Linked DNA regions of Homo sapiens: region 1 is linked to region 2. The links are chromatin contacts, found by Hi-C in ENCODE. All regions are on one chromosome and are shown on one strand. Each heading gives the region's core, a stretch centred on a gene start or an enhancer-like site at or near the end of the contact. The rest is flanking DNA. Distances are from core to core; before and after follow the strand shown. Region 1 holds the start of HDGFL1 (HDGF like 1). Region 2 has its middle 45 kb from the start of PRL.

The links. A loop is a pair of places that touch in the nucleus more often than their neighbours do.
Region 1: a map of PC-3 shows a loop between it and region 2 (2.0-fold over the local background). The contact joins the promoter of HDGFL1 here to the enhancer-like site in region 2. A Hi-C loop is called at or near these places in 1 of 168 maps with a recorded cell type or tissue (PC-3).

Annotation. Positions count from the first base shown.
Region 1 is chr6:22,567,987-22,571,418 of GRCh38, reverse strand. It overlaps HDGFL1 (HDGF like 1), which reads right to left and starts at 1,853. Exons shown (of 1, transcript NM_138574.4): 1 at 1-1,853. The coding sequence starts at 1,843. The coding sequence ends at 1,088. All of the region lies in intron 5 of LOC105374971 (a long non-coding RNA gene), which reads right to left.
Region 2 is chr6:22,249,770-22,253,375 of GRCh38, reverse strand. No RefSeq gene overlaps it. Among named protein-coding and RNA genes, the nearest start is that of PRL, 45 kb to the left of the region's middle. Within about 2 kb of position 1,840, at least 2 of the 41 ENCODE cell types and tissues checked have a DNase peak (open chromatin) inside an H3K27ac peak, as active enhancers do; they include PC-3, where a contact is called at or near this core.

The DNA.
Region 1 (3,432 bases), core at 604-3,103, 320 kb before region 2:
AATGGAAAATGACACTGTGACGAACAGCAAAGCCTGACTACAAGTCATAAAACTTCAAACAGAAAGGGAGCCTTCCAGTTTGTCTCAGCAATGGAACAGCAATGGGAAAGCTAGGGCCAGCGTGGAGGCACACCTAGAGGTAGTTCTTAAAAATTCTTCTTGGAACTTCCTTTTATTAAAAAGATTTTATAAAATATGTGTCTTTTCTTCTACGCCTGAGTGATATATATGACGGTAGGGTGGCCTTGAGGCTGTGGGGAGAGAAAGCGGCAGCCAAGGATCTTCCCAGGGCATCCCATCAGTGGCCCCAGAGATCTAAATGGGACAGATATTTCTCACGGTCCCCAACCAGGATATTGGGCAAAGTTAAGTTTTCAGATCTCACAAACAACTTGGAAGCCCCCAAACGTTTTGATGAAAAACGGCAACTCCCAGAACTTCCTGGGTCAGCAAAAGGATTTGTGGAAGGCGGGGGGCATTCCCCACATGCTGCCCCTTTTCCCTAAATGTCTGAAGCTGGCAGGTATGGCAGGCATGGACAGGAGCTCAGGAAGATGTCGCTCTCCTGCCCGCTAACTACCACAGCTTGAAGACTGCTCATCCCAGGCCCTGCAAGTGCCCTCTGCTCTTTATCTGCCAGGCCTTTCACTCCTACCCATATTCCTAAGCAGAGGTTCATAATGCCTGGGGAAGCAGGAGGGGTGGAGAGGGGTGTCTAGAGGTGAAAACAGCCTGCCTGAACCCCAAGTCGGAAACGGAATCAGGCAACGAGTGGGCGGGGGTGGGGTGGGGTGGGGTGGCGGGTAGAGGGGGGAGAAGAGGGAGCCGGAAGCTGGGATGGTGGCCTCACTTTATCCCAGGGAGGGAACTGAGGCCCTGACTCAGATCACAGAGGCGTGGGGGCACAGAGGTGAGAGTCAGGTGGCCTGCCATCCTGGGGCCCGGCAGGGCAAAGGAGCGCGGGTTGGAGGAGGACGGGCTGAGGAGAGGGAAAGGCAGTCCCAGTTTGCACGCCGTGGTCAGATTCCCCAAGAACGGCCAGGCCGCAGCAGGAACGGGGCAGGGGCTCTTCTGGAAACGCTGGTAACTACAGGCTGTCGCGATCTCCGCCGCCCGGTGCCTCGGCATGCCACTCCTGGGAGGCCTCCTCGTCCGCGACTTCTTCCTCCCGGAGCTCCTCCTCCTCTGGCTGAGGCGGCTCGCAGACCAGGCCCGGCTCGCTAGGGGCGCTGCCGTTCTCCACCGCCACGAGGAACGGACTCTCCTCGTCGACGGCCGTCGCCGCCGCCGCCGCCGCCGCCCTCTCCGCTTCCGCCGCCCTCTCCGCCTCCGCCTCCTCCTCTTGGTCGGGGGCTGCCTCCTTGGGTCGTTTGGGGGCGTCCTCCGGCGGGTCCCCCGCGCTCCTCTTCAGCGGCCCCTTCTCCTCCTCAGTGGGCTTGTCGTCGTCCGGCTTCCCCAATTCGTCGCCGCCGCCACCAGCGTGGGTCGGCTTGTCCTCGTCGCCCTCTGCGGCCTCGGGCTCCGGCCAAGGCCCGTCTCCGCTGCCCTTCTCTGAGGCTAATGGGCAGTCGGAGGCCTGGACCGTGGGGTTGTTCTCGATTTCCCACAGCCCCGCGCTGAAGCCGCGCCTCTTGTTGGGCTTGCCGAACTTCTCCTTGCACTCCTTGTACGGGAACAGGCGTTTGGGACTCAGGAAGGCCGTCTCGTGGGTCCCGAAGAAAAACACCTGGTAGCGGTTGGGCTGGGTCATGTGCTCTATCCTCGCCGGCCAGTGGGCATAGCCCTTTAACTTGGCAAACACCAGGTCCCCGCTCTTGTACATGGGCATGCCGTAGGCCGACATAGCTGGTTCTGCGGACCCCGCCTGGGCCACACCGGAAGTAGACGCCGAAGTCTGCGCGCGCGCAGTAAGGGCGGCTGCTGGGCGGGAGTTGTTGAGCGACCTGTTCGAGGGGACCGGCGCCACCTAATGGGCGGGCAACGCTCGGGGCCCCGAGAAGATCCACTGCGAAGTGTGCATTATCTCCCGAACACTCGAAGCCCGTTGGACCCACCCTCGGACGCCATGATGTCTAGAATGCTGGAGGAAATAGCTGGGATGGCCGGGTGGCGGTTGTGCTTGTGGTGGCCTTGTGCTACTGATCAATCTCTACGGCACCTGGGCCAGATGGTTGCACAGTTTAAATAAACGGTGCCAGAGCGGCCTAGAAAGGGGGCAGTGTGACAAGAAAACACAGTGACACAATTAGTACATATTTCCATGAAACTAGTAACAGCCCAGTGCAAGCATGCAGTGTCCCTGTAGGCCCCGATCTGCTCACTACAGGAAACTGTACACCTGCGTTAGGAGGAGCTAAAGAGATGGCTGTGTCAGTGGTTTCAACCCTTTTCTGATTTCCTCCGGGACTAGCACTGGAGCCTGCAGTGAGGCTCAAGAACTACGTGAAAGTCTATTAAAGGGTTAGAGTCAGCAGTGTGGTTAGGATGTCTTAAGTCCACATTACTGGCTAACAAAAATGTCAAACATTATTATATCTTTAGGGTCACAAAAAGTATATAGGAACACCACCACCACGGCAAACAGACATCTAAATATTTCCTACTTTCTATGGAAATGTTCACCTTGGATGCCAGACATGAAGTTTAAACTTCGTTGGTGATTGTACCGTATTGTGAAAGATGAGGCTACATGGTTGTAACATTGAGATCACGACACATGTTTTCAGTATCTTTCTAGAAGAGATGAAAATTGGGTTCATTATGCATAAGAATTAGGTAGAGATCTACTCATATCGAACATGCTCTTGGCAACTAGAACTTCCTGTGAGCTACACACTAAAAAAGTATAATCTCAGCTGAGAAACTATTTTAAAAAGAATTTTCTTCAGATATGTCTCTTCTAAACATATGAATGAAAGTGTCAGTGCAATTGCAGTTGTTTACACAACTTTCTGCATCTTTTTTGGATCCTCCTTGCTAGCTGTGAGCAAGCACTCTGAAACCTACCCAAATTTATCATACCGGTACTCTTGACTATTATAACTAGACAGATGTTCCTTCCCAGTGTAACCAACACACTAGACGAGAATTAGAGCCCTTAACCCATTTCAGTAAAACTCAAATTTGTTTCCCATTTGCTGGGCTGGAACAGCCATTTTAACTCTGAATGGTTGAGACATGCTCTAGGCAAAAGGAGATATCCTCTCCCTAACAAGGTGAAATGAACATGAAGCCCTTTGATAATTCTAAAATTCTAAACAAGTTCTTTCAGCTCTTATGTCAAGCCATTTTCTTAGAATGCCTATCTGCCCTGCTAATATCTATTATACCTTTATTAAATAAGTAACATCAACAATGCATCAACACTTCGTTTACAAATCAACATCCTGCTACAAAGATGAATATGACAAGTTCCCTCCTCTCAGTTTTACA
Region 2 (3,606 bases), core at 591-3,090:
GTCATCCAGGGATTTTGTTAAAACACAGATTCCTATTCAGTGAGCCTGGGGCGGGTCCTGAGACTTTTGCATCTCGAACAAGCTCTCAGTGACGCTGATATGGCTGACCTGCACCACACAAGAGAATAAACCAGCAGTTCTCAACTAGGAATGACTTTGTCCCCCCCATGGGACATTTGGCACTTTCTGGAGACATTTTTGGTTGTCACAACTTCGGGGAGGTACAGCTAGTGGGTAGAGGCCAGGGATCCTGCTAAACATCTTATAATGCATAGGACAGCCCCCTACAACAAAAAAACTACTCAGCCCAAAATGTCAATACCATCCAAAATAGCAGTAGTGCCGAAGTTAAAAAATCCTGAAGTCAACAAATCTAAGGATCTTCCTCCAGTTACTATAATTACTAACAATGAAGAATAAAGCATATGGTCTTTTATGCACTCCTGGATTCAGATGTCCAAAAAGAAATGAAAAGAAATTCGGGGAGCCAGAAACAACACTAAAAATATGTGTCCATACCTAACATAATGAACCACAACAGAAACCTTACAGCCCACAATGGGTCACCCTAACCAGATGCATCTCTCAGGGATGGGGCTGTAGTTCTGGCATGTGGATTGATGGTTTGGAGGTACAGTGGGAGGGCAGGGGTATTTTAACAGGAAGACTTGAACAGGAGGTCCACAGAGCCATCTGCCCCAGGTAGACACAGGTAGCTGCCTGGAGATAACAGGAACATGGTGCCTTCTGACCAAGGCGTGGGGTCTATGTTCCCACTTCCTGGAAAGATAAAGTCCAAACCCACACTCCATGAAGATGGTTCTACACACCTCTCCAGGGCACAAGCACGTTGTTTCAAATCGCCCTTTTCTAAACGATATTCTCCTTTACTGACATTTAACAAATTATTATCTGGCAAACTAAATTTTGATTGATAGGATGAAATCGATCAACATGTTTACTGATAGATTTTTTTTCGAATTTCCAGGTTCATCAAGGAGCTAATTTTTACAGGTCACCTTGAAGATTTCACAAAGATATTTTTATTAGCAAAACTGTAATCAACACCAGCTGTATTCAGAATTTAATTGACCCACTTGGGCAATCATTTATGTAACAAAATAATGGATCTTGGGGCAAGGGAAAGATAAAAGACAGAGGTTGGAGTTTAAATAGAAAACAAATCAAAATTAGAGAGTTTATCATTTTGAAGTGGTGCGGCCAAGATTTCTTGGAAAGAAAAATTAGCTAGTCCTCTAAATACAACACTAATATTAGTAGACACCTGAGTATCATTTCACTGTGGGGGAGATTTATATGACATCGTGGGACTTTCAGGGCATCCCAATATGGCAATCTAAAACTGAATAACAAGTTTCCTGTCTCAGTTTTCCCATCAGAAATATAAGGTATATTTCCCTGTACTTGATATTTGGTGGGATCAGAAGAATAAACGTGAACTATTCCATGTGTATGATGGCAGACACTCTCAACAATCAACCTATTGGAGGACACTATCCTTTTTGTTTTTTACTTAAGATCAAACAATTTTTATACAACCTGTAACGAAAAGGAGAATGTAGTGAAATTTAAAAATCAGGAGACTCATGAGTCTTATTTGTGTGTGTGATTTTAAACCGAATTTTGAAGATTATATCTATATAGATGAACTTCAATAAGGTTCAGAGCCTATAAAAATGTTATCTCCTTCAGATGGCTTTGACCTTTCTCCAATTTCCAAGTCAGTTAATCAGCACATATTCAGTACATATTATGTTGCATAATAGGACCAGGTCTGTAACAAAATGTTATGATAGAAAAAGGCCTAAATTCCTTTTAAATGACAGAATGAAGTTTCGAGGAGTGAATCATTCATAATTTTTTTTTTTAATCTGCTGAGAGAAAGGGATTGAGTGAAAAAAAACCTCAGGGTAGCTGTGTCTTCTTCATTTTGCCTTGTATTGTGTGATGGGAAGGTAGAAGTAGACTTACTTTAAAATATTTTATGAGCTTACCCTCATTGGTTAATAACAGCTGTGGGCAGCCTCTGAAATTTATCCAAACCTCGCAACCCAGGAAACAAAGCAGAAATCTCCATGCTATTAATAATAAATGTGCCATTTTTTGCCACTGTTTTATTCTGTAATAATTGGCCAACTTCAAGTCCAACCTCAGAGTTTTTGGATTGCCAATGTAGGCAGAAACACTTCTCCATGGAAAGAAATTTTCTCAATCCCCTATTACATCTCTCTTTAGCCCTCTCTACCAATCCACACCTAGCTTTCTCATAATTAAATGAGAGAATGAAATCAGGCTATCTACTAATTCTTAATGAATTCCTTAAGTAGTCTTTGCAGGAGAATGTAAGTCTTTTAAAAGAAACAATTATGGGGAGAGAGTCCGCCTCACCCAATTTACAAGCTGGGAGCAAAAGCAGGTTTAGAGCTGTGTGTCAACACCAACCATTGTTCCTACTGGGGGACAATTTTCATGATATTTTTCAAGAATGTAAAATAAGGTTAGTTGGAACATGCAATTCTAATCCCTTCCAGCACTTATCACTCTTCAAACATTCAATAGCCACCCTTAATACCATTACCTCTGGGACAACATTTGAGTAGGCCCCTGCAATCTAACAACAAGAGACCCCAGAGAAAGACTGTGGTTTAAAAGCCTGGTTAAAGATTAGCACAAACAGTAATAAGAAGGTTCTTAGGAAAGAATCAGGACAGCTGCAGCTGAATCCTTGCTACCTGCTGAGGGTTGCTAAGCAACTTGGGCCTACCACTGCCCCAAGGGTGTTTTACTTTACAATTAGGATTTTTGAAGGGGATGAGGGGGAAGAGGGAGGGGTGATTCCTAGTGAAACCGATGTAGATCCATATATACAGATACGTGGTGTTGTGGGTTTTTTTAATAGGGAAACTGTGTCACTCCGTCCTTTCAAAGGTAGAACACTCCCTATAAAGCAGATATTTTTTTTTTGATGTAACTGACAAAAATCTAACAATAACATGGAGTTCTAAAAGTGACATTTTGACTCTAAGGGAGGAATTATTTGCAATTTGTTTTGAACAGAAGCTTAGTTCGTGTCAGTGGTGAACCTCCAGACAATCATTAGTTTAAACTGCCTGCTATGTGTTTAAAAATTTCAGTCAATTTAGAGCTGATCTGAATTGCAAATGTGATGGTAATAAGCCATTAGGGAACTGCATATCTCTTTTTTGCACTTACAACCCTCTGCTTTAAGGAGCTCCAACTACACTGAAATATGAAAATATCATTTTAATCATGCGCATTGTCGACAAACATAGAAATGCTGGAGACTCAGAAGCGGGAAAGTGGCATTCGGAGGCTAAACACGGGAAGCTGTGACAAGAATGAAGAAACACATATAACATTTACTTTAAATTATATACAGTAGTAAGATTTTCCAAAAACAAATATTCAGTTTTGTTTGTAATGCAACTCGAATCTCCAAGCCCAACATCTGGATAAAATTTATTTTCTTTGGATTTTGGAATTAGACTTAGCCCAAACCCTTTACGAGGCCACTTGGGAAATCAAGAGAATTGCTTCTATGGTCAGATTTCAGCTTGCAGTACA